Linked DNA regions of Mus musculus: regions 1 and 3 are each linked to region 2. A link is a loop called in an ENCODE intact Hi-C map of the cell type or tissue named here. Cell type or tissue: heart. All regions are shown on one strand. Links, peaks and the distances in the headings refer to the core of each region. The heading gives the core; the rest is flanking DNA.

Region 1 (10,818 bases), core at 3,251-8,250, 62 kb before region 2:
AGACAAAACAGGAATAGATAAATAAGAGAGGAAGGAAAGCTGGGCTGTGGTGGCGCACACCTTTGATCCCAGTACTTGGGAGGCAGAGACAGGTGCATCTCTATGAGTCCAAAGACCGCTAGGACTACACAAAGAAACCCTGCCTCGAATGAATGAATGAATGAATGAATGAATGATGAATGATCAAAATAAACCCAAGTAAAATGCCTGCCTTGCAGGAATGAGGAACTGGGAGTCATACCCCACATGAAAATGCTGGCAGAATTAGCTTGGAATCCCATCTGGAATTCCAGCTGTTTTGGTGGCTGAGGCTCCAAGAGCTCAAGGTCAGCCTGTACAAAATGATGAAACGCTCAGTCCATAACTAAATACACACCATCCCAAATCAATAATCACGAAGAAAAGCACTACCATGAGTCAAATTCGTTTTAATTCTTAAGTGTCACTTACATTTATTTTATCAGTCACCACCGTCTAGAAACTGGTTTAGAGGAATGTCAAACACCCCCTCAGGAGAACAGAAACGCTAGGTCTAAGGGATCTGGTGCCCTCTTCTGGCCTCCCACTAGTCCTGCATGCACAACAGAACACACACTCACAGAAGCACTCATACACACCCCTCACACATGCTTTTTTATTTGTTTTAAGTTTCAACTAGCTCTATTCTCACAACCTTTTACTTCTTTCCAGAGTCACTTACTGTTCAAGGCAGAGAATCTAGATCTGAATCCCCATCACACACATGAAAAGTCACACATGGCTCCATGTACCTATAACCCCAGCACTGGACAGGCAGATGCCAAGAACTCACTGGTTGGCCAACCTAATCAAAGCAGTGAGCTTCCAGTTCAAATACAGACCCCATCTCAAGGCAGTAATACAGAGAATGACAGAAGACACCTGAAGACCTCCCCTGGCCTCCATAGGTACACACTTACACACTCATGCTATACACACACACACACACACACACACACACACACAAATAAAAAATCATGCTTATAATTCTTCTCTAAAAATCAGTCTCTTCTTGTATTCCCAAATTCTTAATGCATTTCATACCCCTAACTAGTTAAGCTTTATGGCCCCAGGTTAAGAGTAACAATTGCTCCGACAACTATCAAATCCAACTGATTTTTCATCTGTTTCATCAACAGATTCCCCTATCTGTTGCAGTGCATTTCGCTACCCATTAGAAATTGGGTCATGTACATTTTCATATAAAACTTTTTGCTAAATAAAGTTCTGTGACACACACACAAAAGTAGGAGGAGCTGAAGAAATGGCTCAGCATTTAAGAGTACTAGATGATCCTCCAGAGGTCCTGAGTTCAATTCCCCCAGAGGTCCTGAGTTCAATTCCCAGCAAACACATGGTGGGAACCGATACCCTATCCTGGCATACAGGTGTACATGCAGATAAAGCACTCATATACATTAAATAAATAAATCCTTAAAACACACACACAAGAAGATAGAGATTTGCTCTATATAATAAAACAAATCAGAACTGCAGTTAAATCCTCAGTGGGACTTGTCTGCCCCACAGCCAAGTACAGATATTAGATGACGTCACCCACTGCTGGTAGAGCTGTAGCATGGTAATTCTGGTTGGCTCTGTGTTGTTATAAAACACTGATCAAAACTTGAGAGAGAAAGGGGTGTAGTTTACTTGGTTGATAGTCCAGCCCACCATCCAAAGAAGTCAAGGCAAGAACTCAAGAAAGGAGCTTAAAGCAGAGATCACTGAAGAACAATGACTACTTCCTTTCATGGCCTGTTCAGCTTGCTTTCTTATTCAACCCAAGCCCACCTAAGAGTGGTGCCGCCCACAGTAGGATGGACCACATCCATCATTAATCAAGAAATGAGACAAACACTCCCACAAGCCAATTTGATAGAGGCAATTCCCCAATTGAGACCTTCTCTTCCTAGGTGAAACTAGTCTCTGTCAATGGTAGAAGTCACTCTGAAAAATAGTTTGGCAGTTCCTCAAAACACTAATGAAGAGGCCTGGCATAAATCACAATTTTCCTTCTAGGTATACACCCAAGAGAAATGAAAACACATGTTCACAGCAATGTGGTTTGGCAAACAATGTCTTCAACTGTAAGAAAGAGAGCATTAAAACTTCAAAATGTCATAATGATGCTTCAGCACATGCTGTCCCAAGATGCTGTACCTGACACAGGAAGGACACTTAACCATCGTCCGGAAAACATCATTCCCCATGGATCAGGAATCCTCAGGGATTTTCTTTCTCAATAACACAAACATGCATTTCCCACAGTGGAGAAGCCCCAGATATTTTGGCCAAATCTAAATGGTACAGTACAGATGCAGGAAGTGCCTTCCGGTTCACTTAAACTCTCCTACACATAAGCTACGTCTTCACAATCCTCCTCTGACACTTTATGAAAAACATGGAAGGATCACAGTGATAACAAGCAAGCAGTTATGTGGAAGTCTCAAGCATGTAATAAAAGGGTGCATTCTAATATATTACAGCTAGCCAGGAACAGGGCACAAACACACCAATACTCCTAGGACTTCCTGGGCTACTGAGCAAAACCTTGTTTCACAAAGGGTGGAGGAAGTTCTCATGTTTATTACAGAACTGTTCACAAGAGTCAACATATGGGCTCAACCCATGACAGATGAATGGATTAAAGCAAATGTGCACACGCATAATGGAATGCTACTTAGCCATTTAAAAAATTGAAATTCTGTCATTTGCAACAACACAGATCGAACTAGAGGAGATTATTATACTATATTAAGTGCAATAAACCAAGCACACAAAGACAAATGCAGCATGTGAATACTAACTTATAGGAGCCAAAGTTGATCTTTAAAAAAAAAAAGAATAGTAATTGCTAGAGAAAAGGAAGAAGAGAAAGAAAGGGGGCGGGGGGAAGGGGGCTTGCTGCAGAATGGGTACTAAAACAGACAGGAGGTACTGTAGAGTTGGCAGCAGCTAAGAGCACTGGCTGCTTTCCCAAAGGACTCAGGTCTGATGCACAGCACCCACTCCAGTCCCAGGGAATCTGATACCCTCTTCTCTCATGGACACTGAACACACATGTTGTGTACATACACACATGTAGGCAAAACACTCATACACATAAAATAATAAAATAAATCTTTAAAAATTTTAAGGACTCTTAAGGATTTAAATATTAAATACTAAACTTCAAATTGTAAAACTCAATCTATAGGAGAAACAAGAACTAGTAGTCAACAGCTCAGCAGAGCAGGGGAGCTTCCATTTATACTTACAGCAAGAGCCTAAGTGTCCCAGACACACAATCCACGTGTGAGGAAGGGAAATGTCAGTTACCCTGATCTGATCATTATCCACCCCACACTGCTACCAGTTACCCTGCCCTGATCATTATCTACCCCACACTGCTACCAGTTACCCTGCCCTGATCACTATACACCCCACACTGCTACCAGTTACCCTGATCTGATCATTATCCACCCCACACTGCTACCAGTTATCCTGCCCTGATCACTATCCACCCCACACTGCTACCATTTTGACTCTGAAACGCCCACCTGCCAGGCTTCCGTTCTGAACTTGTTCCCAGCTGGAGGTTACTTGGGAGGTTGTAGAAACTTTAGGAGAAATGTCTAGCAACCAAAATAGGTCCAAGAGGCAAGCCTTTAACAGTTTATCTGACCCCTGTTTCTTCCCAGTTTCCTTGTCAATCGTGGCGTGGACCACTTCCACCACACATCTGACCCAACACACTCCCAACCATAATGAAGGAGTCAAAGTCAACTTCCCTTTCCTGCCACTAACAGGGACTGTTGTCACACCAACACAAAAGTAAGCTACCACAATATACAGGTGCAGAACTGCCATGCTTTACCAGATAAACATCAACAAATATGCTGGGCATGGTGGCACACGCCTTTGACCCAAGCATTCAGGAGGCAGAGGCAGGTGGCTTTCTGTGAGTCTGAGGCCAGCCCAGTCGACAAAGTTAAGTTCCAGGACAGCCAAGGCTACATAAAAAAACAGTCTCAAGAAAAAAAAAAATGTAACAACAAATATTATGAGATAATTTAACAGGTTAAAGATAAAGTCATCTCAAGGGCTGGACATTCTAAAGTGCCTGTTGTCTAAACAAACATGAGGACCTGGGTTTGATCCCCAGCACCAAAAAGTTTAAAAAAAAAAAAAAAAAAAAACACCAACAACAACCTTGACAAAAAAAAACACAAACCCCAGTGTACTTGGGAAGTAGAGACAGATCCCTGGAGATTCCTAGTCAGTCAACCTAACCTAGTGGCAAATCCCAGGCCCACTGAGTTTTCTTGTCTCAAAAAAGTAGAGGTGACACTGGAGCTCTGTGATTAAGAATGCTTGCTGCTCTTCCGAAGGGACCAAGATCAGTCCCCAGAACCCACATCAGGCGGCTCAACGTGATCTGGAGATCCAGCTCCGAGGAAGCCAACGCCCCAGTCTGGCCTCCACTGGTACTCTGCCCACACAAGCCCATGCTCAAACACACACAGAATATTTTTTAATTAAATTTTAGGGGGGTGGACATCTCCTAAGGAACACCACCCAAGGATGGCTTATGGCCTCCACATGCACAGTCTCTGTCTGTCATCTGTCTCTCGGACTGTCTAGTTGAGACATAATAATTAGTCATTCCTACATAACGAAAAATATCTTAATTGCCTTTCTTTCTTTCTTTCTTTCTTTCTTTCTTTCTTTCTTTTTTATTAGATGTTTTCTTTATATACATTTCAAATGCTATCCCGAAAGTCCCCTATACCCTCCCCTGCCTTGCTTCCCTCCCCACTCACTCCCACTTCTTGGCCCTGGCATTCCCCTGTACTGGGGCATATAAAGTTTCCAATACCAAGGGGCCTCTCTTCCCAATGATGGCCGACTAGGCCATCTTCTGCTACATATGCAGCTAGAGATACGAGCTCTGGGGGTACTGGTTAGTTCATATCGTTGTTCCACCTATAGGGTTGCAGACCCCTTCAGCTCCGTGGGTGCTTTCTCTAGCTTCTCCATTGGGGGCCCTGTGTTCCATCTTATACATGATTGTGAGCATCCACTTCTGTATTTGCCAGGCACTGGCATAGCCTCATAAGAGACAGCTATAACAGGGTCCCTTCAGCAAAATCTTTCTGGCATATGCAATAGTGTCTGGGTTTGGTGGCTGATTATGGGATGGATCCCCAGGTAGGGTACTCTCTGGATAGTCCATCCGTTCGTCTTAGCTCCAAACTTTGTCTCTGTAACTCCTTTCATGGGTATTTTGTTCCCTATTCTAAGGAGGAATGAAGCATCCACCCATTGGTCTTCCCTCTTCTTGATTTTTCTTGAGTTTTGCAAATTGTATCTTGGGTGTTTTACGTTTCTGAGCTAATACCCACTTATCAGTGAGTGCATATCTAATGACTTCTTTTGTGACTGGGTTACCTCCCTAAGGATGATATCCTCCAGATACATCCATTTGTCCCAGAATTTCATAAATCCATTGTTTTTAATAGCTGAGTAGTACTCCATTGTGTAAATGTACCACATTTTCTGTATCTACTTTTCTGCTGAGGGACATCTGGGTTCTTTCCAGCTTCTGGCTATTATAAATAAGGCTGCTATGAACATAGTGGAGCATGTGTCCTTCTTACCGGTTGGAACATCTTCTGGGTATATGCCCAGGAGAGGTATTGCTGGATCTTCCGGTAGTACTATGTCCAATTTTCTGAGGAACCTCCAGACTGACTTCCAGAGTGGTTGTACAAGCTTGCAATCCCACCAGCAGAGGAAAATATCTTTAAATTAAACTTAGCAAGCAATAAGATTGTATGCCTTGCTTTGTTTTGGTAAGAATATTATTTTGGCCTTCAAGTTTTCAGTTTAAAAATAAACAGGGTTTAGAAGAAAAAGAGATTGCTTCTTTAAAAAAGAAAACATCTAATTTACACTAAGTGAACATCTGGTCTGCACCTTTAATACAGTATCTAATAAATAATAAAAGAAATTTTGTTGATTGAATTATCACAAGAGGGCTTTAAAGTTCTTAAATTCCAAAAATGTTACTATTTGACACCTCAAATTAAAAATCTACAAATCAAACATCTGTCTAAACAGAGACGTTCAAGAAATATTCCATTCTTTGAAAGATGATAGCAATAAGCTTGAATTGGATTAAATTGTATCCAGATGGTGTGTCTTTCATAAGAAGTTTTATCCACACAAAGCAGATACTGAAAATAACCTGGCATTTTTCTGAAATTCACCAGTTAATGGAATAAATAAATAAATAAATAGCAATCAAGCACAATGTCCCCTTCAGCATTTATAACTAAGCAAATAATTAATTTCTTCACATTTTAATCCTTCACATCAATTTTTATATATCCTTATTTTTTTAAAAAAGAAACAAAATATAGATAAATAACTGTTAAGAATACTATGAGATAGTATGCATCAACTATTAAGGCGTAACAAATGTTAACATATTGCCATGTCTGCTTCAGATCTTTTCCCCTAAAGGAACTAATCTAATAGTACAGATGTAATTATACTCTACCTCCCATTTTTGTTTTTTGTGTTTTTAATTATTAAAGGACCTAGAAGTGCTTAAGTGTTATGGTTTCTAGTTGTTTTAATTCTATGGTTAAAACTATAATATTTTAGATCTAAAATACTAGGTCTCAGAGAGAGAGAGAGAGAACACACACATGCATACCTATTTTTTTTTCTTTTGGAGATAGGGTCCCTTTGTGTAGCCTTGGCTGTCCTGTTACTAGGTCTGTAGACCAAGCTGGTCTCAAACCCAAACAGGTCCGCCGGCCTCTGCCTCCCATGTGTCACCACTGTCTACCTCTTTCACCTCTTTTTTTAATGTGGCTCCTAGAAAATAAAAATTGCATATATGGTTCTTGTTAAGGCTCATCTTACGTTTTTTTAATGCTTCGTGACTTTATATGTCATCTTTGCACAGGGGCAATAGTACTCTTCTATAGATTGTTCCGAGTTTTAATGTGTGTGCTGCTGAAGTGAAACCACATCTTGTATTTCTAGTGCGGTGTGTTCTAAATAGTGCAAAGTAGCACCAGAATGAGTCTTACTATTTCAGAATCAAGACTCAGACACTTTGTAATGCTAGCTACTAGTGGGGGAGCCTACAGCACAAGGCTCATTTGAACCCATCACTTGGGGAGCTAGGATGGGCACAGTTGCAAGTCATTTCACTGTTTTGATTTTGTTGTTGTTGTTGCTGTTGTTGTTGTTGTTTTCCGAGAGACAGGGTTTCTCTGTGTAGCCCTGGCTATCCTGGAACTCACTCTGTAGACCAGGCTGGCCTCGAACTCAGAATTCCGCCTGCCTCTGCTTCCCGAGTGCTGGGTTTAAAGGCGTGTGCCACCACCTCCCGCCTCATTGATTTTTTTAGAGTGGGGTTTTGTTTGGTTGGTTGGTTGGTTGGTTGGTTGGTTGGTTGTTGTTGGTCTTCTTATTCTTATTCTCCCACTTAGGGAGCTGGAGATAAAGCTAGGCTGTTAAAAGCACCCCTGCTCTTACAGAGGATCATCACCACCAATTCAGTTCCCAAGCACCCACTTGGGAACCATCAGTTCAAAAGCGTCTCTAGCTCCACCTCTAGGGGATCCAGGAGGCACCCCAAAAGGATACCCACATTGTGAACACACATGCATGCAGGCAAGACCCTCACATGCATAAGATAAAAATAAGTAAATATTTTTTAAAATAAAAAGTAGCTAGGTATGGTGCTATGCACCTTTCATTCCCAGCACCTGGAGGAGAGACAGGCAGATCTCTGAGAGTCAACTCCTGACACAGGAGAACTGCGATGGTAGAGGAAGAAAGGGTACTCTGGGAAAAGCAAGCTTCCATGTTATCTTTATACACAGTGAACAACCCAAATAATGCTGCATTTCGTTTGGTGTGTCTGCAAAATTCTTCTCCTAGTTGGCTCAGTACTAACGTGAAGAGATAGAGAGCAGGTCTACTACAAGTCATTCACTCATCTAACAATTTCTATTCACTGGGCACTGCTGGGTGCCATGAAAAGAAAGACTGGCTTGCTTTCTAGTGTGTATAGGGAAGGCCTGTGAAAATAATAAACAAGTTAACAAATGCCAGCCCAGAAAAGTGCTCTGAAGAAATCGTGTTTTAAAACAGAGATCAGTCGTCTTTCCTATCCAGCCCTATCTTTAGCATCAGCTTTTAGGAGTCCTTGGATGCTGGTGGCACTGAGATTTATTTTAGGAGTGATAAATTCGTTATTCCAATGTGTTCATACCACAAACTCATTTTCTGTGTAAATATTTTCAACCAAAGTATTCTGCAAAACACATACACAGCTCTTAAGGGCTCCCCACAACCAAACACAAGCACTCTGTGCCACTGTCTTGACTCTCACACCACAGAAGCACTCAATTTGGTTCAACACTTAATCTGGGGTCGGGAGACATGGTGATCAGCCACTCTTTTTGTTTTAGAAAGAAAAATAAGAATATCTTGCTAGGCCAGGCATAATAGTACATATTTTTAATCCCAGTACTCAGGAGGCAGAGACAGGGGGATGTCTGTGTATTTTAGGCTAGCCTGGTATTATAGAATGAGTTACAGGGCAGCCAAGGATTTTTATACAGGAAAACCCTGTCTCAAAAAAAAACAAAGCCAAACAAAGAATATTTTGCTGTAAACAAGACAAAATGAATTCCAACTGTTAAGCATCAGGCACGTCCAATATAGATCTGATCTAAAAAGCACAGAGATCCAGGCTAACATGGTAGACTTCTGCCCTTCTCTGTGTCTGTGTGTGTGTGGGGGGGGTGGGGGGATTACAGATAAAATAGTAATATGTGTGACCACAACCATGCTATTGAATTAGAGCTCTGTCAAGTCTGGAATAAAGTGAGCCTTTGCTTTGCTGCTGTCAACTTTCAGCACTTTCTGCCCCCAACACACTATACATCCATTATAAGCCAAGTTAATTTAAAGACACAATACACAACTGGGTAGGGAAAACAGCAGATGTCAGGAATGTTCAATGATACTAAATTCTGCCAGCAAAGTACAGCAAAGTCATACAACAGAAGAGTACATATCGTTACAATACTCAAAGCACATCTAACAACTTGAAAGATGTTAATGTTCTTGTTGTACTAAACACAGTAACTGAAAAATATATCTAGTGTGTATCTATTTTAAAAGTACATTTATACTTCTTTACAAGATACCAGGGAATACATAATAACACAATGACTCAAATATACATATATACTATCCATGTAAAAAAGTCTCAAAGAATTTATCACTAATAGCTAACATTAATTATGCTTTTTTTTTTCCTTTGAGAAGCCCACCCAGCCTTGAACTTGCTATACAGATCAAGCTGACCTCAAACTCAAGAGATCCACTTGCCTCTCTGCCTCCTTAGGATTGGGAATAAAGCCATGTGCCACCACCTCTCTTGGCTTATAGCTGCCTAAGTTAGTGGGTTTTGGCTTTTTCTTTTTTTCTTTTTTCTTTTCTTTTTTTTTTTTTCCGAGACATGGTTTCTCTGTGTAGCCCTGGCTGTTCTGGAACTCACTTTGTAGACCAGGCTGGCCTCGAACTCAGAAATCCACCTGCCTCTGCCTCCCGAGTGCTGGAATTAAAGGCCTGCGCACCACGGTTTTGGCTCGTGTGTTGTGTGTGTGTGTGTGTGTGTGTGTGTGTGTGTGTGTGTGTGTGTGTGTTGGGGGGGTGGGGGGCAAATGGTGTGAAAGTCAAAGGTTGACCTTAGGTGGCTTCCGCAACCACGCACCAGCTGATAAACTGAGACAGGATCTCCGACTTAGACCTAGAGCTTACTGGCTCGGCTAGTCTAGATAGCTTGCTCTGAAGATCCCACCTCTACATCCCCATGCTAGGATTACAGCAAGCCTCCACAACAGCTACACGAGTTTCACATGGGCACTGGAGATCTGAACTCCAGTCCTCATGCAAACCCTCTGCCTGGGGAGTCCTCTCCACAGCCCTTCTTTATTCTAAGCATGCTTTCTGGCTTCCTAAATGAACATATTCAGTCACTTCACAGACTAAGCTATAAATATAGGTTTTGTTTAAAGCAGGTTACAAACAGCCCACATGTTTAGTATCAGTGTTATCTGAAGGCAAGAAGATAGCCAAAGAACAGGAAGGCTTGATCCGTGGTGACCGTCATCTCTAAAAGTCCCACCTATTCAGAATTCCTCTCAACAATGTTCTGCCATCATGGAGGGTAACAGAGACAAGAACTCTATGAGGTCCTATTTCTGTGACTCACCACAACTCAGACACAACATACCCATCACTAAGACCACCCATTCTAGACACTCTTCAACAGATAGCACCCTACCAACCCTGAGCCCTGAAGACTAGTCTGTTCCCGGCGCCAACAGAACAGAACATCCCCTCAGTCCTGTTTTTTGCCAGTCTCTCTCAGACACCACTTTCCTTTCTCTGGCTTACACGCACTGCTTCTGCAGTTCCTAATTTCTCTCTTCATTGGGCAAATTATTTACAGCGTATATACAAATTAATTCACTTTAATGACTTTAAAAAGTCAAGTAAGAGTTGCTCTACCACAGATATGAACCTTCTCAAGTGGATACACATGGACTTGTTGTTTATTGGTAGTGCTGTAATCCAATCCTCACCTACTTTTCCTAAAAATCATAGCATCATTCCCAAAGAATAGAATTCAATCATGTTCACTGTCTATCTAATCCCCGTATATTTAGTCATGATATAATTTTCCCCCTTTGAGACAGAATTAGCCTCAAGCCTCAC
Region 2 (10,818 bases), core at 2,757-7,756:
GATGACTAGAGGTTGTGTTGAAAAAAACAAAACAACAATAGCAACAACAACAACAAACCAACCCACACAGCAGATCCATTGATTAATAGCTGTAATAGAAAAGGAAATACCACCCAGAAAGCCAAATGAGTGGGGTTTAATTTCCATCATGGATCCACTTCCTGGTTTTGTTGTGGCACACAAGGAGTTGAGAAACAATTCCCCAAACAGGAAGAAAAGAAAAAAAAAAAAGCCAAATTCAAATTTAGCCATTTGTCTTGGATCTACCAGAGAAGAGAGGTTGCAGGCCAGCTGCTCACCATAGCTGGGAAGGCGTGGAGGCCGACCTGCACGGGAACACCGCTTGACCCAGCCCAGGGTAGAGTAATCTACAATGAGCTGGAGGCTCAGTTAGGAGAGGCTTTCCTTTTGAGTTCTGGGATCTGGGGAAACGCTGGCTAAGCATTCTTTTCTAAACTGCAGCCTCAGCCCTGGAAGTTCCCTAGGATGCCAGAAGGGGGAGACAGTTTCCTAGAACTGGCGTTATAGAAGGCTGTGAGCTGCCATGTAAGTGCCGGGGTTTGAACTAAGGTCCTCTGCAAGAGCAGTAAGTGCTCTTAATTGCTGAGCCAGCTCTCCAGCTCCTAAAAATAAAGTCTTTTTTTTTTTTTTTGTAAAGAAACCATTTCACTGGTGCCTCATTGACCTGGCAAAAGCTCTGAGAGATTCATAAAAGAATATCACAGTCCAAGCTCACTGCAAGATGGCGCCCTAATTACAGGACAACAGAACCGTCCGGTCCCCACACTGAGCAGCGCATTACTAGAGGCCTGCCTACCACAATCCCTTCTCCCTGCTCCATGTCTGGCTTTCAACACAAAATTACAAGGCACGCTAAAAGGTCAAAAGCAGGGTTTGAGAAGACAAAGCACACATTTCACCAGCTTGTCAGAGCAATGACTTCATCTCAGGGCCTGTGGAGTCTTGAAAATTCTAGGGTACAGTCACGCAGAATGAGAGGGGAAAGGAAGAGATGTCTGAGTGCTGCTTTGAAATTCGTTTTGATCTTCCAGCCCTTCAAAAAAAAAAAAAAAGGTCTCCCCGGGAGAACTGGCTATGGATCCAAATTAGGCTGCGCAGTGGGAAGTGGCCCCCTTCAGCATAGCCTAGCCTAAGCCCTGACTTCCTGAGTGGGCTTGTGGTGGGGCTTCCTAGAACTGCAGAGCCACAGAATGTGGCATGGGGGGCAGGGAAGGCAAGTGACCAGCACCTGTGAGGCAAAAGGGCCCCAGGTTCCAGATGTGCCTACGCATAGGTCCGAGAGTTAGAGAATGCGCCCTACGTCTGCTGTGGGCAAGGGCGTTTGCTGCCAAAAAGGAGTATCTTACTTAGGATTCCTTTTTAGTTTTTTTTGGAGACTGAGTTCCTCCGTGTAGTCCTGACTGTCCTAAAACCCTGTAGACCAGGCTGAATCACGAAGATCCACCTGCCCCTGCTTTCTGAGCGATGGGATCAAAGGCGTGCACTGTTCTTCAAGCCCTTGATTCTGATGCCATGGACATTTTGGATATTCATGAATACATCCGAAATCAAATGATATGTATCATACACGCAGCAAAGCAGGGGGAGATGTCCCTCCCTTGTCTCAAAGGAACCCGCTCTGAGGGTGAGACCAAGCCAGCAGTGACAACCCTGAGGTTTTCTTTCCCTGATGCAGAGACTATTGCTTAGTCCCCTGCTCACCGGCCTCTTCCTGCAGAGCTCTTTCCCTGACGGTAGACAGGGCACCTCACACTGAACCCTTCACCTACTGTCTCACAAGGAGCAAGCAGTCATACACATCAGGCAGGCAAGGCCATTGAAATCATGTGAAAATGGCTTCTGGCTGAGGTGACCACCAAATGACAGAATGTTTCAGAGTGTGTGTGTATGGGGTGGGGGGAAGCAGGGGACACCAAGGTACATAAAACTTCATTGCTCCAAATGACCAAACATTTGCACAAATACCGTCTCTAGGGCTGGAGAGATGGCTGAAGGAAGGCCTTTGCAGGTGACCTGGATTCGGTTTCCAGCACCCACCTGGGAGCTCATGACTGCCTGTAACTCCAGTTCCAGGGGCTCTGATGCCCTCTTCTGACCTCTGAGAGCTCCTCCACAAACCTGGTGCAGATACCTACACTCAGAGACACATAAATCCAAAGAAAGAAGTAACCTATATTGTTGCCTGTCCTGCCTGACCATACCTGTCCTTGGAGGTTGGAGGTGAGGTGGCTCACGAGGTGACTCAGAGTCAAGGTCACAGACTCCTTGGGAGCAGGTGAGAAATGCCACAGCAAGCTCATCTGAATGCTGGTGCAAGCTCCACCCTCGCCCCATTGGTCCCAAGGAAGCAAGTGTCTCTTCTAGACAGCAGTTCCCGATCGGCTGGCATTGTCTGCACCAGCAATCCTTGGGAATTCCTCTCAGGAAGTCCTCAATTAGGTCCTCCTGCAGGAGATGCTTTTGTGGCTGCTCGCCTCGGCGTTTACATCACGGTGGCCCCCACCGTTTCTGCTGCATTATAGAGCTAGCATGTAAAATCCTAATTTTCTTTTGTTTTCTGTGCTAAGGATTGGACTCAAGGTCTTGTGCATGCTAGACTCTAGGTTGAGCCACACAGCCAGACCAAAAATTGCAAGCACGTTGTCTGTCTGTTTATTGAGACATCGCCTCTCTGTACAGCCAGTTGACCTGGAACACACGGTGTAGATCCTGCTGGCCTGGAACCTATAACACTTTCCCTAAGTGCCCCCTCAGTATAGAATTGAGCCACCACATGTAATAAGAACTTCAAATGGTCTCATTCTTGAACACATACGAAATCATCTTGTTGGACTAATGCAAACACAGTTGACTAAAGTGAGAGCTTTTGCATGTGCAGAACTAGGAGTAGTATGAGATAGACCTTACCATGTAGCTCAGGTTGGACCCGAACACTTCATCATCCTGTCTTTTACCATCACAGTTCTGAGATTGGAGGCATGCTGCACCGTATTCTGAAAGCTAAAACCTGGCCTTCTTCCCAGTTGTGTTAAGTTTAATGTCTTGATAGCCAAGTGCCTCGTTTATCTGCCATTCTTTGTTTGTTCTCATTAGGCAGTCTCACTCTCCGAAGTCGTATTTTTGTTGGCTTCTGCGTAATGAAAATGAATAGATTGATTTCTCAGCTAAGCACTAAAAATATGCAGCATAAAGAACAATTAAAAAAATAATGCCAACTGAACGACCGTCAGCCCATAGCTCATTTTGGTCTTCCCCACAGCCCAACAAAAAGATGCCGCAGCCATTTCTGGAGGAGGAAATATGTCTTCCAAGGAGTACGTTTGTTTACCTTCTGGTTCCTAAATACGGAAACGCAAATGACCTGTGAAGGTCTCCCTACCTCCCCAAAGCGGGACTTCCTTGTCTGTGTCCACCACACCCGACCCCTGCTTCTGTAGTCTATTTATGCCCTGCAGCAGTAAGACATGTCTTACTCTTGGTATTTATCTGGTAGAATATCACAGTTTAATTAAATTATTTTGGCCTGGGTCCAAAGCTTCCCTGGGTGTCACAGAAGTTATGTTTTCTGACGCACGCCAAGACTATGAATCCTGTACCCTGCTGTCATTATGTATCCATGCATTAAAGGTTCATCTATATTTTAAAGTTCATTATTTAACAGTACTTATCTAAAAGGTTAAAATCTTTTAAAATCTTTACGGGATCATTTGGCTGATTCTTAACTAGGCTAATTTACAATTAATTTTACAATTCTTTTTTTGACAGGATCTCACATAGCACAGGCTGACCTATATAGCTGAGGATAACTTTGGACTTCCGGTTCTCAAGACTCTACATCCCAACTACTGGGATTACAGCAACATTCCACGAAACTCAGTTGAACTTGGTGCTAGAGACTGAATCAAGATCTCAGGTGTATTAGGCAACCACTCTGACCAACTAAACTACATTCCCAGCCCTCTATATGAAAAAGGAAAACAAGCTGGCAATGGTGGCATACCTCTTTAATCCCAACCCCCAGGAGGCAGAGGCAGATCTCTGTGAGTTTGAGGCCAGCCTGGTCTACAGAGTAAACTCCAGGACAGCCAGGGCTACACAGAGAAACCCTGTCTCAAAACAAACAGACAGACAGACAGACAAAGAAAGGAATGAAGAGAGAGAGAGAGAGAGAAGTTGAAACAAACCTTAAATACCTTTTCAGGGCTGGGATATATATATAGCTCAGCTGGTAGAGTGCCTGCTCAGTGCATAAAGGACCTTGATTTGACTTCCAGCACCTCATTAAAGCAGTTGTGATAACACAGGCCTGTGATCCCTGAACTTCAAAGGTAAAGGCAGAAGGATCAGGACACTCGGGTCATCCTCAACTACATAGCAAGTTTGAAGCCAACCTGGGCTACAAGAGACTTGGCTTCAAGAAAAACAAAATCAAGACAAACCGTAGGAGGTGCTGGGGAGATGTCTCAGCAGGTAAGAGTTCACATCCCCCGGGGCTGGAGAGATGGCTCAGCACTTAAGAGCACTGACTACTCTTCCAGGGGTTGAGTCAACCACATGGTGACTCGCAACTGTCTGTAAAGGGATCTGACGCCCTCTTCTGGTGAGTCTGAAGACAGCTACAGTGTACTCGTATACATTAAGTAAATAATAATAATAATAGAAAGAGTTCAAACTGCTAGTCCTTTTGTAAAAAGCTGGGTGCGGCTGCACAGGCCTTTAATCCTGGGGCTGTGGAAGGGACAAAGGGAGAACTGCCAGGGTTTGCTGGCCCCAGCCTAGCTCAAGTTCAATGTTAAACTCTGTCTCAAGAGAATACAATGGGAGACTGAGAGGGAAAGATACCCAAGGTCCTTCTCCTGCCCTCTATGCACTCATGGGGGCTGGTGGAGGGGCAGGCAACACACATACAAACCAAGGGGGACTCTTCTATTTTCATAATAAGATATTTTGCTTCTAAAGTAACAAGAGTTTACATCTTCTAAAGGGCCTCCCATAAAGGCAATAAAATCACCCTAAAGATTAAAATCTATCGCTTAGAGTTCCCTGGGCTAGAAAATGCACAGGGGACGGGCTAGCTGGATCACTGAGAATCATCCAATAGCCCCTTTGACAATCAGTCCCTTGCAGAGAAACACAAGTCAGGTTTTTCTGGCACTCATTAAAAGGAGCCAAGTGATGCCTTTGTCCGCAGCCGACCTCGAAATTCCATTTGCTAACAAAGGCCGAGAACATCAAAGCTGTCGCTAATAATTAGCCCATCATACAAATATTTATTCCCTTCCTCTATGTTCTGCTGGGAGAGGAGTGTCACTTGGGACTCAGCACTTGCTTTGGAAGTCCTCAGGATGCTTTGCACATCTTAGCCTAATGACATTCCTTTGAGGTCACAAGGTAGACTATCCACCCTTCTTTGGAAGAAACTCCAATGGGCCTGCTGTAGGCCAGCGCAGCTGGGGTATCAGTGAAGACAGGCACATAGCAGAATGATTAATCTATAAACGTCAAGCTGAGGACTAGGGGTGTGCAGGACCTAGTGTGTGTGTGCGTGCGTGCGCGTGTGCAAGACCTGAGTTAAGCTTGAGTGAAAACCAGGAGAAGTAAGTTTCCTGTCTTCCCCAAGTTCTGTGAGATATTCTAGGGATCGAATCCTACCTCAGGAGGGGACGGTGATGAATTTCTATTTGTAGCTGATCAGTTAGAGGTTCTGGAGCCCAGGGCTTCTGATGGAGGGATCTGACACTGTCTATTTCCAGGCGAGAGTGTCAGAAGTGAATATGTGTTGCGGCAGGTGGTGGTGAAGGTGGTAGAGGGGGTCGGGTGGGGGTACTGGGAATTTTGCTTGCCATGCATGTGTAAAAACCTAGTCACCCCTACTCTTTTTAAAAAACCAGAATCGGTCTGGAGAGATGGCTCTGCGGTTAAGAGCACTGACTGCTCTTCCAGAGGTCCTGAGTTCAATTCTCAGCAACGACATGGCGGCTCACAACATTCTGTAATGGGGTCTGTCTTCTGGCCCACATTCCCAACGCTCGATCTCATGGAGGACACACTCAGCCTCCGAGTTTTTGCCCCGCAAAGCTCTGAACACATTTGAACCATCTTCACTGCTCTGTGGGCCCAGAACTCACCTTTTGGCTCTGAGATCCATGTGTTGTTGATGCGTCAGGGTAGAAGCCATTACTTCATCGGGCTCGAGTGGGCTTCTGTGGGCAGAGGAACGGTGGGAGGTGACAGATGGTCTCACGATCCGAAGGGTGCAGACTGTGTGCTCAGGTATCTTTTATGTTCTGTTACTCTGCGGCTTTCCATGAGTCAGTTCCTCCTCCTCCCCTCTACTCCCCCTCCCCCCCTCCCTCTCCCCCTCTCTTTCTCTTAAATTAATTAATTAGTTAGTTCATTTTTAGATAGCGTCTCATGTATTGCGCGCTGGCCTCAAACACTGTATGTATCTGAGCGTGATCCAGAACGAACCCCCTCTCGTTTCCACTTCCTGAATGCTGGCCTGTGTATGGCCTAGCCCTGGGCTATGTGGTGCTGGGGCTGGCACCCAGAGCTTCCTGCATGCCAGGCAAGCACTCTTCAACCAACCAAATTACATCCTGGTCCCTGGGTCCAAGCCTCTTTGAGCAAGCACTCATGCTTGCATGTAAAACCCATGAACCACACAGACCCCACTTCTACACCCTCTTCTGACACTGCTGCCATCATTAGCCTATGGCCTCCATACGTCAGGGGACACCGCCCCAATATTCCCGGTAGCTTCCAAGCCAGCAGCAGCCCACTCTCAGCTGTTTCCTGCCCCCATAAAGCTGTGTTGTGTTTAGAATCCAGGCCCTGCGAGCCGGGTGCAGCTCAGCAAAGGTGTGCTTGCCTAGCACGAGTGCTTAACTGCGGGGAGCAGATAAACGAGGGGGTGCCGCAGGCAGACATTTTCTCTTTTGAATCAAAGCAGCTTCAGTGAGGTGGAAGACACAGTAGGCCAGGCCGCGGTCCTCCGCTCCTTCTGTGCTATTTCCAGCTGTCCTGCTGGGCTCCTTTCCCTCCAGGAAGGAGAAAATTAGACAGAAGCGTCCATCTGCCATCTCAGAGGAGTCTGGAGCCGTGGACAGGAAAAGGAAAAACCGCCTCAATTTTGTATCTTGAGCGATTTTCTTTCTGTCAGCTCAGGGGTGTTTTCTTACAGCGTCTGCGTGGGGGAGAGGGGGAGGAAGAAGAGGAGAACAAGGAAGGGGAGGGAGACCACCTCCGGCCGGCCCTCCCCGTGCCGCATCCAGCAGCCTGGCCTCCATGGGCATGACTGAATCTCTCTGAATGCCTCTGGAATGAGGTGCGTTGCTTTAGACTGCAGGTGTGAGACATCCGAGTGTGTTTGGGTCTGACAGAGGCCCTCCAGATAAGTGCCTTGGCATAGAGCCCACTGGTCGGGTTAAAAGCAGGCAGGTGGACTTGTGGCTGCTTCTGCCCTGCTCAGCTCCAGAGAGCCAGGCCAGTCCCAGGAAAGGCCTGCCCACCCCTGGTGTTCTTGTTTCCGGGAGCACATGACATGCTCCTGGCACATGGCTGGCATCCCCAAACACAGCTGTACTAGAGGGAGGATGCAGGGTTGGCTTAGCACCTGCACTGTTTGGCTTCTTCAGGGGCTGGCAGAGTTGGTGGCAGAGCGGCTGGATCCACAGATCCCTCCTCCTACAATTGTCTTGCCTCCCCTCCTTCTCTTGAAAGGGAGAGAGCAAAGATGATGGCTTGGCTGGCGGGGAACGGTAGCTGAGTGCTGCTTCCCCACCGTCTGAGGAACCAAAGTGAGCCAAGGAAGAAGTGTCACCTTGTGCCGTGCCTTGCGCCACATCTGTGCTAACACTGGAGAGGCTAGGTGTTGACAGGGACATGCTGTCCAGGAATTTTCCTTTATCCAAAGACGGCTCCATTCATCTCGCTGAGCTGTGTTCCAAGCTTTGGATTGACTTCCCCCGGCTCTGAGCTCCAGCGAGCCAAGGATAGATAGACTCCGTCCAATCCCAGGAAGGGCGAACCTGTGCCAACTGCTGGGGCTACAGAGCAAGGTTGGAAAGTACTCCAGGGCAGGCTAGCCAAGAGGCCTCCTGTTCAGGACGTGTTCAGGACGGCTCCAGCTCTCCCCCTGGTGGTCAAATGGAGCCCCGACTGGAGAAACCGGACCTGACCTCTCCTCTGGGCAGTCTGGGAGGAGGATACCAGAGATCCAAACTGCATCAGCAGAAGGCTCTGGAGGATTTAGGATCCCTCAGATTGCCTTTCCAGCCCTCAAGAATTTGAGAGGGAGTCTTGGTTCTGTATTAGTATATGACTGAGGCTTTGAACTCAGGGAAGATCATGTGACTGCTCCAGGGGCTCATTCTCTCCTCCCATACATTCATGTCTATACATACATACATACTTACATACATACATACATAAACACACACACAAAAACACATGTACACACATATATATGTATACATAAAAACACACACATACATAAATATATACACATGCACATACAAACACATGCTCACAAATACATGCAAGCACACATACAGACACATGTGCACACATATATGTATATACACACACATACAAACACATGTGTACACATATATGCCTGCATACATACACACACAAACATGCATGTATGCACATATATGCATACATGCAAACACACATGCATACAAACACATATACATGCATGCATAGTGCACACATACAAACACATGTGTACACACATTATGTATATATACACACACACACATACAAACATGGATACGTATATATGTATACATACAAACACAAATACACACACACACATACATACATACATACATACATACACATATACTATATGGACCTTCAAAACCTTGGATTAGGCAGTAGTGTCTTATATTTGAAAAAAAAATCACTATAGAAAAAATTAACTGGACTTCATCAAAGCTATCCAGCCTGTGTGTCAAAAGCCTATCAAAAGCAAAAGGAGAACTTACAGAGTGGGAGGAAACATCTTCAGGTTAGATATCTGATGGTGTCCTGGCCTATAAAGAGCTGACACAACTCAGAGAAAAACCAGGCCAACGAGTTCACCCCTCATATGGAGACCCCAGCACAATCTCAGCACTTGGGACAAGGAGGCAGAAGATTATGAATTTGTGGCCAGTCTGACCCTGTCTTAAAAAAACAAAAACAAAAACAGGGGGCAGAAGAGATGGCTCTGAGGTTCAGAGCACTGGCTGCTTTTGCAGAGGACCTGGCTCCTGTTCCTAGCACAGGAATACGCCCATCTGTAGCTCCAGTTCCAGGGGCTCTGATGCCCTCTTCTGACCTCTGAAGGCACAGGGGCAAAGGCAGGAAGCTGAGGGCTCATATCTTCCACTCCGCTCAACTCAAGCCTGTGGTGTGAGAATGAGTCAGGTCCTTGAGGTAGCCTGAGTCTAAGGCTAGCCTGGGCTACATGTGATAATACATAGAGCCAACCAATGAGACATACAAACAAGACTTAAAGATTCCTTCTGTTTTTGCCCCGAGACTTTAGACTTGATCTGGCGTACACGACCTGGCCTTTTGTAGCACTAAGGCCCCCCAGGAAGGACTGGAGGATCCTTTATTTGCACACCATTCTTATCCAGGAACCACTGCACTGAGCAAAGCATGCACAGTCCCAGAGCTTTGGCCAAAGGACGAATAAACAAAAGACAGGTGTGTGGCATTCCAGGCGAGGCTAGGTGTGTGTCTCTCCTGGCAGAGGAGCTTGCTGGTTGAGGTTAACTGTCTATTTGGGTAGATGGTAGTATGCCCACTTATGTTGAAAGTGTTTCTCAGCCGGGCAGTGGTGGCGCATGCCTTTAATCCCAGCACTTGGGAGGCAGAGGCAGGCGGATTTCTGAGTTCAAGGCCAGCCTGGTCTACAGAGTGAGTTCCAGGACAGTCAGGGCTACACAGAGAAACCCTGTCTTGAAAAACCAAACAAAAAAAAAAAAAAAAAAAAGAAAGAAAGAAAGAAAGAAAGAAAGTGTTTCTCAAAGCTGCCAAGGCCAGCATCCTTGCTTTAGGAACACTGGCTGGCATACTCAGACTTCACAAGGGGTCAACACCTCCGGGTTATTGCAGGCACCGCGGGAACACTGCAGAACAGTTGGAGCTACTGTCAAGCCTGCACTGGCGCCTGCAGGGTCTTGGTATCCATAGTTAACATTTTGGATGCACTCACGAAAACCTGCTACACCGCATATCTGATGATGAAAATATGGCAACTGTTATCTGTTTTGCCACCGTTAGGGGAAAGCATCAAGACCTTGTTTTTCAAGTAATGGCTTTGCAACAGGGTCAGAGCCTGCAGAAGGAATGAGGCTCCAGCAGAGCTACCATCCCTGAGGCCTGAGCACGCTCTTCCTAACAACGTGCTTGGCTGTCTGGTGGCCAAATGAGGGAGCCCGGAAGGTGACTGTCATCAGTCAGCAGCAGTCTCACAAGTGGTGGCTGTGCGTGGTGACATTACAGGGTTTTTAATTGCTCCTGAATTAATGCCCTTGCTTCTTGCCCCTGGGGTGCCTGGGTTTAATTACTGTCTTAGGTCACATATGCAAATGAGTCTGCTATCATTCCTGGCCCCCATGGACAGCAGCCCTGATTACCAAACCTTTCCATTCTGCAGCCAGAATGCCAGGTTAGTCTCCTGGAGGGTCGGCTAAGGAGAATCTGAGAAAGGTGGTGCTTACCCCACAGTCAGGGCCTACAGGAACAGGAGAGCCCAAGGATGTGTCAGGAGCTGCTCTCAACCTTGGCACCAGGCAT
Region 3 (10,818 bases), core at 2,758-7,757, 370 kb before region 2:
GACAGTGCACTCATATACATAAAACAGATTAATCTTCAAACAAAACAAAACACAAACCACAGCGACTGGGACAGATCCATGGGTAAAGACCCCTGCCAAGCCCAATGGCTTGGGTTCGGTCCCTGGAGCTCACAGAGTGGAAAAAAGAAACTGACTTCAAACCGGGTGTGGTGGCGCACACCTTTAATCCCAGCACTTGGGAGGCAGAGGCAGAGGCAGGCAGATTTCTGAGTTCGAGGCCAGTCTGGTCTACAAAGTGAGTTCCAGGACAACCAGGGCTATACAGAGAAATCCTGTCTCGAAAAACCAAAAAAAAAAAAAAAAAAAAAAAAAAAGAAAGAAAGAAAGAAAAAAACTGACTTCAACAAATTGTCCTCTGATCTCCACACATATGCCATGGCAGACCCATGTCCCCCTTACCTCAGCCCTACCACGCACACTAAGTAAATATATATATATATATATTACATATTATATATGTATATACTACATATTATATATATTATACATCAAATATACATATATACATACACACACACACATATATATAGCCATTCTTGGCTCAGGACACACAAAGTAAGACTGAGTAGGTGGCGGGGAGAGAGGAGTTGTGCGATGTAGCTTATGGTGGAAAGATTACTTAGCACTTACAAGGTCCTGGACTCCCGTAGATCACACACATGACAGTATGACTCCTGCCTTCTCGGGGCTTAGGAAGGTCGAGATGAACAGAAGGTGTTTACAGGCTAGGGTATAGCTCAGTGCAAAAGTCTGTGTATGTGGTTAGCATATTTGAAGCTGAGTTCAGTCCCCAGAGACCCCAAAACTAGATGTTAGTCTCCCTTGTACGCCCCGGGGGTGAGCCCTTTGGGGGTCCTGCCCCCACCACCACCCCCAGCCAGGTGGCCTTCTGTTTTCCTTAGCCCGTTGGCATGCCTTGATGAAGATGACACCCAGCCAGGGGGAAGACTTGCGGCTCTTGGCACCAAAGGTTCAGCCTAAGATCCACCATCCTAAACCCCTTGGGAATCTTTGATCTGTAGAAGCCCCTGGCCGGGTGTGAGTGAGGACACTCCAGGCCTTGCTTTACCATGCAGCCAGGGACAAGCCACCTGCACTGCTGGGTCCCTGTAGAGTAGGGAAGATGCCTGGCCACCTACACAGCCTTTGTCCCGCCTGCAGCTATCCTGGAGAAACTGGAGGAGTGTCTGAGCGTCCGCACCCTCTACTTCATCGCCTACCTCGCCTTCGGCCTGGGGACCGGGTTGGCCACCCTCTCCAGGAACTTGTACGTGGTCCTGTCCCTCTGCACCACCTATGGCATCCTGTTTTCCACGCTCTGCACCCTGCCCTACTCCCTGCTCTGTGATTACTACCAGAGTAAGAAGGTGGGTATGGGCGCTGCTGGCCTCTTAGAGGCAACTTAGCAGAGAACTGTCTGGTGTGAGCTGCGAGGCCTTTGTCTGGAAACCGAGATTATCTAGGCAGAGGGTGAAGCTCTGAATGGAGGGAGCCCTTCTGAGTGTGTCCCCTCCACCCCTGCATCTGCCCAGCCAGCTGCTGGTACCTTCCTTACTACCTTTGGAGGCTACATCCAGGTGACTTCCCACTCTGAACGGGGACACTGGGGAAAGGGTTCCTTATTAACACAGTGGCTGGGTCTAGAGAAATGGGAGCAGAACAGCCTATATGGATAGGAGGGATTGTTTTGTTTTGTTTTGTTTTGTTTTGAGTGGAATGGATGTGGAAGACCTAACAAGGAAAAGAAAAAGGGTTGTTTTATTCGGCCCAGATACTACTTTACTATTGGTGTGTGTGTGTGTGTGTGTGTGTGTGTGTGTGTGTGTGCAGGTCAGAGGACAACCTCAGTACATACAGTTGGTCTTCTCCTTCCACCTGTATACAGGTAGGTTCTGTAGATCACACAGTCTGTGAGGCAAGCCCCTGGACCCGCTGGACCCTCTTGTCAGCCACCAGCCTGGGTTCATTTTTGTCAGTTGCACTGAGATCAAATTCCCCCACAGAGCTTTTGCCTTGGTTTTGTTGTCCCCAATAGTCCCATGTAGCTAAAGCTGGTCTCAAAGTGTCTCTCCTGCCTCCTCCACTCTCTTGGTGCTGGACTATAAGCATGTGTGACCAACCAACCAACCAGTGACTCGGCTGGGTGTGAATCAGGAATTCTAGGTTATCTGCCACGTAGCGAGTTTGAAGTCAGCTGGGGCCATGAGAACCCATCTTGAGAACTCAATAAAGTGGATGAAACATACAAACTGTACAACTCAGTGGCTTTGGAAATATGGAATTGTGCAGCTACGACCTTGGAGCCGCACAGGTGCTCAAGTGGGGAAAGTTCGTGCCGCCAGCCTTTCTCCTGGTTGTTACCCCTCTGGATATTGGCTGACCCTTGCTTGGTCCTGTGCGTCCTGCTCGGTCTTCCTGGGCCCATTCTTTCCCGCTCCTGCAGGGAGGTTGTGGCAGGTTTGACTGATGTGACTGTCTCCCGGTCAGTTTGCAGGGTCCAGTGCGGATGGCACACGGCGTGGCATGGGCGTAGACATCTCGCTGCTTAGCTGCCAGTACTTTCTGGCTCAGATCCTTGTCTCTCTGGTCCTGGGGCCCCTGACCTCAGCTGTTGGCAGTGCCAATGGTGTGATGTACTTCTCCAGCCTCGTGTCCTTCCTCGGCTGCCTCTACTCTTCCCTGTGTGTCACCTACGAAATTCCTTCTGTTGATGCAGCCGATGAGGAGCGCCAGCCCCTCCTGTTGAATGTCTGACGTCTCAGAATCTCAACTTTGGACTTGAAGGTGGTCAGCTGTGGGCTGGCCACTGAGAAACCAAAGGCCTTGGCAGCCAGCCAGGCTTCTAGTGGGATGTAAATACGGGCTAAATAAACAACAGCAGCAATCTTATCCAAGGGTTCGAGGTCATCTGGGCTGCGCTACCCCTCTTTGGGGATGGAGGTGGTGGTGGTGTAATTGAATATCATTTATCAAAAGTGAAGATGCAATTCCGTTCTCACCAGCGGATCTCCATCAAGGATACTCTCCCTGCTCTCAGAAGGTTTTCAACAGTTTCTGGTGCCATTTGTCATCCAAGGATGTCACAAACATTCTAGGATTCACAGCCCCCTAACACAAAGGTTCAGCTAGCCCAAGATAGGAATGCATGCACCTCTGGTAACTGTGCCATATACTCTGTGCATTGTATCATGGTCATACAGTTTTGTGGGTTTGTTTTTTTCAGGTGGAGAACCAGGCTCATAACCATCCATCCATCCATCCATCCATCCACCATCCATCCATCCAACATCTATCCACCATTTATCATTAATCCACCCACCTACCCATCCACCCATTATTAATCTATCCATCCATCATCAATCCATCCACCATCCATCCATCCTTCTATCCATCATCAACCCATCTATCCATCCATCCATCCACTTGCTGTATAGTTTGGGTCTGAAAGCTTGGTCCCCGGCCCACTATGCAGTGGGAAGTCATGGAGTGTTGAAAGGCGTGGCCTAGTGGGAGGAAGTTGGGTCATTAAGCACACCTTGAAGGGGATATTAAGATGGTGGCCTCATCCTCTCTCTTTGTATCTTGCTGTCATTAGCTGAGGAGTTCCTTAGTTACACATCTCATGTGATGCATGGGGGCACAACAAGTTCAATGCAGCAGGGACCATGGCCTGGGACTCAAGATAACAAAGGAAAATAAATCTTTTCTCATTTAAGCTAATCTCTTGGGCATACCATGCACTCACCCAGGAGATTCCAGTGCCCTATGGGGGCTGGGAGCAGTTCCTCGGGGAATATAAATGAACAAGACCCCTCCCACCCCCACCCCAAACTAATGAACAGATGTGCATGCTTGAAGGTGGCACTGTGAGGGCGAGTAGGGCAGATGTCTAGGCTGCTCTCTAGTGAAGTACCACTGAGCCATGCCCTACAGAGAGGGGGGCAATCTCTGAATGAGTTGCTTGACATGTCTGAGTGAGAACATGCTTCTATGTGCCCAAAGAAATGTCAGAGATAGCCGGGTGTGGTGGCACACGCCTTTAATCTCAGAACTCCGGAGGCAGAGGCAGGCGTATTTCTGAGTTCAAGGCCAGCCTGGTCTACAGAGTGAATTCCAGGACAGCCAGGGCTATACATAGAAACCCTGTCTTGAAAAACAACAACAACAAAAAACCCCAAACAAACAAAACAAAACAAACAAAAAACCCCAACAAAGAAATGTCAGGGATACAGCTGCCCATCTCACCTGCCTGCCTAAGTCTGCTGTCCCTTCCTGTCTCAGTCATTCAACCCACAGATGAACACTGAAGGTCTCTGGGTGCTGGGACTATTCTGAGCCAGGCCTGAAGAGAGGATGAGAACACACGGGCCACATCTCTGGGCTTCTAGTACTTCTTAATGACCTGGAGAGAGTTGACTTCTCAAGACCTCTAGCCACCTTCTGCCACCAACATCCCAGCTTACTCAAGGCTCTTAGTAATGTCCCTGGGCCTCTCTCATCCTGCTGTTGACTAACTGGGGAGAACTGGGGAAAGGGTGCTGTGGTACCTAGTGTACTGGGCACGGTGTGGGGCTATGTGGTCCCTAGTGCCTAGAGTGCATGGTCTCTGACCAAACTGGTCCTGAGTCTATTGTCTAGTCCTCGAGAGAGTGCGAGCATCACCATGGAATCTATCAGCTTGCTCTGACCAGTTAGGACCAGTTGAGCAAAAACTACATGGCTGTAGTATGATTAAGCCATCTCTCTTTTGGCTCACATACACCCCCTTCCCCCACCCCCTGGATCCAGGGATGCAGCATCTTTCTGTGTCTTGCCCTCATGTTCATCTTCGGGCATCAGTCCGGCTCATATCCAAACACCTTGATACTCAGGCAACAGCAGGGTCTGCTATCATCACCTCCTGTCTAACCTGGCCCCAGCCTGTATCCCAAGCCCACTTCCTCCTACCCTGCCTCAGCATCAAGGCCACAGACACTGTGCCTGTGTTCAAACCCTGTCCATAGTGAAGCCTTTGTCTCTGCCCATTAGGAGCCCATGGTCGGCTCAGACCCACCCACACTGCCATTCCTCCCACGATTCCCACCCTCCTATCCTTACACTAGTGAGCCCTTTCTCTACCTTCAAGTTCTGTCATTGTACACTTTGTGCTTTAAAACGTGTATGTGTGTGCGTGTGAGTGGAGGTCAGAGGTTGTCCAGGTCACTAGGCTGGCCAGTCAGAGAACTCCAGGGAGCCTCCTGTCTCTGCTTCCCCAGCACTGGCATTAAAAGCACACACATCACAACTGACTTTATCTGTAGGACCCAGGGATCTAAAACAGATCTTCATGTTTTTGTGGCAAGCATTTTTGCCTTCCCCAGCCCCTACTCTGTGCTCTGAGCTACATGAGGTCTCTAGACCTTTTCTAAGCCACAGCTACTCCGGGCCATCTTGGGCTCAGGCTTCTGCTCACGCCGTTTGACTGCACAGTAAGAGGTGTTTCGTTTCCTCCAGAATGTGGTGCTGAATAGCTCTGCTCTGCTCTGCTCTGGGGTGCTCTGGTCTGAAAGAGAAATGACTAGGGAAACTGCAGCCAGTGTTAGCTTGTCAAATCCTGGGTCCTCGTCCTGGAAGTCTCCATGCAAGCATAAACACATTGGTTCTCCACAGAGGGGTGGTTGTCAGCCTCTTTCTTCCTGAAAGCTGGCTGTGTCTGCACTGTACCTGACCCAGGTTGGAACAGAGGTCAGGACTGCACTTCAGGCTTCCCCCAGCAGGCGGCAGTGGAGCCCCAGAGCCCCACCCACAGGTTGACTTCCAGGCGCTACATACACTGTTTTCTAGTTCACTTTAGTGAATGTGTCAGTTCATGGAGGGATAGAAAAAGGTTTCTGCCCTCTACCCTTAAGACAGTTCTCATGGAGTCCCCATGGTCACCAAGGGATATTAGGGACATGGTCAGCTGGCACCCTAATAGCCACTGTATTGGGCTACAAGGCATCATGGGAACAGAGGCAGGTTCTCTTAAAACATGCCAGAACTCACATGCTCTGAGCCCTACAGGTTCAACGCTTGTGTGCAAGATTCCATACCTTGCTTGAAGTGCTTTTCCCTGGGTGAGCAGATAGGAGTATCTAAGGACAGGGCCAGGGCACCTTCTGGGCACACAAGAGCCCTCATGGCAGAGCTGCTCAGAGATTCTTGAGAGCTGGTTTCTGGGCCCAAGATTCTTGGAAGCTACCCACAATTTAATACCCATAGGGGATTGCCAGCGTGAAGCCTCGGCACTGTGGAAACTGGTCTGTTTTCATAGCATCTGGGAGGTGTAATCAGGTGTCTACATTGAAGATGGAGAGAGGGGAGGAAGGAGTGGGGACAGAGGGCAGGGAGAAGAGATCAATTTCCTTTCTACTTACTGGGTGCCACTGTGCATGCCCTGCGGATCCACCAGGGAAAGCGAGAGAAAGGACTTCTTGTTTGAAGACAAATCTTTATTCTAGTTGGCAATATCTACCAGGGCCAGGCCTCCCTGCACAGCAAGTCAGACCTGCCATCTTTCAAGCCTTTCCCAGTTGCCCCTTGATGTAGAAACTACCTACCCAGCTGCCGCACACATCTTTATCATCTCAGCCATAGCCTGGTCACTAGGGTGGCCCCAGAGGACAGCCATCAGGCTTTGTAGCCACTGCCACCTGGTGGACAGGATCAGAAGTCAATTCTGTTCTGTAGTGGACCAGAGCTTAGCAATGACTGAAGGGAGTGGAGCAGACCTAGGAGTGACACCAGGACACCAGGCATAGAAAACTATGTCCTGAAGTAGCTCCATGTCTCTAGCTGAGTCAAATAGGTCTTACTGCAAGCTCCTTGTGGGCTGGTAAAGACAGCCCAGTACATAGAGTGCTTGCCTGGCCAGGGTGAGGACCAGGATTCAGATGCCCAGAGCCCATGTAAATGCTATGTGTGTGGTGGCCCACATGTAATACTGTCACATGTGAGGAAGGAAGCAACAAAGACGGTGGTATCAGCTCTGGGGCCCCACCCATATGCTTTCCTCTCAAAGCCCAAACCAACCAATCTCATTTTCTGATTCACCCCTGGGACACAACAGAAGCCAAACTGCAGGGCAGAAGCTCCTAAAAAGTGTCCACCAGGGCCAGAGACATGAGCAGGCATAGCATCAGGGTGGCGAATGGGAGAAACTGTAGGGAGGAATGTCTGCAGGGGCACCTGCTGCACAGGTGACAAGGGGTCTTCATACACAGCCTAGACTAAGGAAAAGGTCAAGCTGACCATTCATGCCTACAAGCAAATCACTTCTGCGTATCAAGGGGCTTCCATCGGAAGGGGCCCACCTACCCAGTCACCCACCCAAGTATCCGTCCTGCAGGACAGTCACAGAGCTAGTGACTCTGGCTTAGTAACAAGGAAAGCTGATGTGTCCAAACAGAATTGGTCTGGGGGTGGTGGGGTGGTAGTGAGTGCTTAGTGCAGTTTCTGATCTGATTCATCAAAATACACACAGCTGTGATAGCCACGTTGGGTAGAAGGGACAGAGATGCAGGGCCCAGAATTTCATTTGTCAGGATTCCAGGGCAGAGATGAGCCCAGTGAGTGGTCTGGGAATGGGCACCTCCCTATACTGTGAGAGCTAAGGATCAGGCGTCTGATGTCCAAAGTGCCCAGAGGAGGAGGGCGCGGGCTCCCGAGCCATAAAGGGGCCACGTGCCTCACTCACGACCCATGCTATGCCTGCCATGGCCCACCACCACCAGTTTCTGCTTTGTGTACCCCAGGATTGTGCTCTGGCTGCCATATCCACTCGTATAGCTAGCTGCATGGCTTGCCTCCCTGATCCTCTCTGGGGCAGGCACTTCCTCTGGTTTGGGGACTAATTTGCTCAGCTCCCAGTTACCCGAGTAACAAGATCCATTGATTTCAAAGCAGTGGGTTCAGGACCGGGAACCTGAGGGTGGTGGGTGTCTGGTTTGTAACCAATGCCCTGCTGGCAAGCGCTCATGCCCCTGAGGAAGAGATCTGGCTCTCACAGCAATTTACATGGGCAACTGCACAGCTCTTCTGACTAGGGTCTAGATGTCCCTAGCTATACCTGGGAGGGCACTGTCCATCACTTTTAAGAAGTGACCTTAGTTTACCCAGTGGTATCTCTGCACTCTCCTTCAGCACAGCTCACTAGGGATGCTCATCAATAGAGAAGCTTAGCACTGAGCTATACTGATGGGGGTTGAGGCCCAGGACCTCCCAAGTCATTTGGTTAGCCTGTGTGCAATGACCAGGCCGAGAATCTACTTTTGAAACGCACAGGCTTGGGGAACCACATGGGCGTCGCTGGAGTAGCTGCGAGAAGGGCTGGCCTGAGGTGAGAGTGCTGTATCACCTCATCCGCCCAGATGTGGGTCCTCCACCTTGGCTAGGTGGCAGGAAATGTCTACACCTAAGTGAACACTAGGAGACATTTGTGAAGTAAAAACCGGACACTTGTACATCCTGCCTAAGAACTGCATCCCGAAAGGTTCTTGAAAACCTCTGAACTCTTCTGTTTCATGTATGTGTGTACAATGTAGCTGTCCTCAGACACACCAGAAGGCGGCATCGGATGCCCATTACAGATGGTTGTGAGCCACCATGTGGTTGCTGGGATTTGAACTCAGGACCTCTGAAAGAGCAGTCAGTGCTCTTAACCTGCTGAGCCATTTTTCCAGCCCACCTCTGAACTCTTAGTGTCAACTGTCATAAACTAGATACTTCACAGTGCAACCAACTTCCTCTCCCTCTGCCCCACCTTCCTAGTCTCCAGTGACAGCTGTCCCCACCTTCTCCAGGATTATTAGCTCCATTCTATCAGAATGCATGCATCCCAGCTGCTCTATGACACCTAAGTCACTGCATGTTTCCTGCAGGTTGCTTCAAATGAGAGGTTTCATTTTTACTTATGACCCAGTAGTTTCCCAAGGTCTATATATGTGATGTTATACACACACACATCTCCTTGTTAGTAAACTGTTCAGCCAGTGAGCACTGTGACTACTGTGGCTAACACATGTGTTTGTGGGTTCCACTGTCCTTGCTCTCTCCTGCTCATATACCCAGGACTGGAGTCATGGAGTCACAGAGCAGTTTTACTTTAGCCTAAGTGGCTTGCTGGCTGACACTTGGGTCTTAACATGTAAGAACCAAAATATCTGCTACCTGGCCTCAGCCCCAAAGCTGCTTAAGGGCTATGAATGAATACACGTAGCTGCTTCCTCTTCCCCTCAAGTGGGCGACACCTGACCTGGCTGTCCCTAGGCCGTCCTCCTTGGCAGGCAGCTTCGCAGTATACTCTCTGGGCCGCTCTTGCTCCGCTTCTTGAAATGCACGGCTTTAATACAGAAACTTTCAGGAGAAAGTGTCTCTGGGCATCAGAAGCACAGCAGGGATCCACCAGGTCCTGGTCTCTGGCGAGCACATCCACTTACAGGGATCCAGTGCGCAGTCTCCGGGAGAAGCCCCGTCAGCAGTGGTCCTCGGCCGGCCTCATACTGTGACCCTTTTATACAGTTTCTCATACAGTGTTATGGTGGACCCCTCCCCCCAACACACACACATACACCCTGTAAAATCTTTGCTACTTCGTAACTGTAATTTTTTTGGACAAGATTTATTTTTTATTATATGTAAGTACACTGTAGCTGTCTTCAGACACTCCAGAAGAGGGAGTCAGATCTCATTACAGATGGTTGTGAGCCACCATGTGGTTGCTGGGATTTGAACTCAGGACCTTCAGAAGAGCAGTCAGTGCTCTTAACCACTGAGCCATCTCTCCAGCCCCCGTAACTGTAATTTTACTGTTACATATTATAATTATCTGAGAAGCAGGACATCTGATTTGCCACCCCTGTAAAAGGGTTGTTCAGCTCCCAAAGGGGTCATGAACCACTTCCCTGTAGGATCTGTGGTATCTGGAAAATTCTGGAGGCGGCTCCAATCTCTCTTCGGCAGGCAGGCAGGCAGGCAGGCAGGCAGGCAGGCAGGGATCCCTCCCTGCACACCCTAATGGTACAGGCTGAGTGGCAGGCATGGGTGGCAATATCTTAGTTTCACAGATCAAGGGGATTGGCTATGGCAGCTTCTCCCAGACAGCACAGGCCTGTCTCTAGAAGTTCCAAGAGGTTAAGCGTCCAGAGCAAGGAATATCAAGCTCTCTTCCCCGGGGCCATCTGCAGTGCCCTTACCCACTCTTTCTAGGGCCCATCTCTAGAATGCCGCCCACACTCCCAGTCTGTCTCCAGTGCCCCACCCACACTCCAGAATGAGACAGTGCACTGGCCAACACACAGGGTGCTGTAGTGTAGCTTGGTTTTATTTATGTCCACAAATATTTCAAAAAAATTACAAAATACTCAAATGGAGAGAACACAGAAGTCACGATTTTCTGGGTGTCTACTGTTTACACTGTGTTATCCATTGGCAAACTACTCATATATACACTTAGCTCCGAGATCTAAAGAAATGCAGCGATCAGAATGTCCGCTCGCTCCACTGCAGTGAGACGTGAAGCCCAACCTTGACGACACTGAACAAGATACGCACAGAACACAGAAAGCAAACCCAAACTTCAAATGAAAGCAAGCAAAGTCCAAAAGGAAGCCAAGAGGCCAGGCTTCAAAGACGCCACAGAGGTCCAGGGCCTCCAAACCAACTGTAGTCAGTCACGTAGGAGATGAAGACTCTGAGCCTTGGGACAGGGGAGAAACCCAAAACTAACAAGGAAACACTTCCAGACAGATTTCAAGTACAGACTTCAAAGTACTTCACTCT

Evidence for each region. A loop is a pair of places that touch in the nucleus more often than their neighbours do. Peaks named below come from ENCODE experiments on the same cell type or tissue, not always from the same donor. Only the 100,000 strongest peaks of a DNase experiment are listed, where the experiment ranks them.
Region 1: a loop joins it to region 2, with 2.2 times the contacts of the local background. A loop is called at or near these places in 3 of 42 quality-filtered maps.
Region 3: it touches region 2 in a loop (4-fold over the local background); 12 of 42 quality-filtered maps call a loop at or near these places.

What each region holds. Positions count from the first base shown.
Region 1 is chr4:150,317,419-150,328,236 of GRCm38, reverse strand. All of the region lies in intron 1 of Rere (arginine glutamic acid dipeptide (RE) repeats), which reads right to left. Among named protein-coding and RNA genes, the nearest start is that of Rere, 41 kb to the right of the region's middle. In heart, for the core only: no CTCF peak of the experiment used is centred there; no DNase peak of the experiment used is centred there.
Region 2 is chr4:150,254,738-150,265,555 of GRCm38, reverse strand. It overlaps Gm33415 (a long non-coding RNA gene), which reads right to left and starts at 6,345. Exons shown (of 2, transcript XR_390965.3): 1 at 6,150-6,345; 2 at 2,651-3,151. In heart, for the core only: a CTCF peak has its summit at 4,634 (motif pointing left); no DNase peak of the experiment used is centred there; H3K27ac peaks cover 1,317 bases.
Region 3 is chr4:150,621,488-150,632,305 of GRCm38, reverse strand. Slc45a1 (solute carrier family 45, member 1) reads left to right here. Exons shown (of 9, transcript NM_173774.3): 8 at 1,183-1,388; 9 at 2,509-2,910. The coding sequence ends at 2,775. Rere (arginine glutamic acid dipeptide (RE) repeats) reads right to left here. Exons shown (of 23, transcript NM_001085492.1): 23 at 10,340-10,818. Among named protein-coding and RNA genes, the nearest start is that of Slc45a1, 25 kb to the left of the region's middle. In heart, for the core only: CTCF peaks have their summits at 5,776 and 6,695 (motif pointing left); DNase peaks (open chromatin) are centred at 5,835, 6,265, 6,665 and 7,155.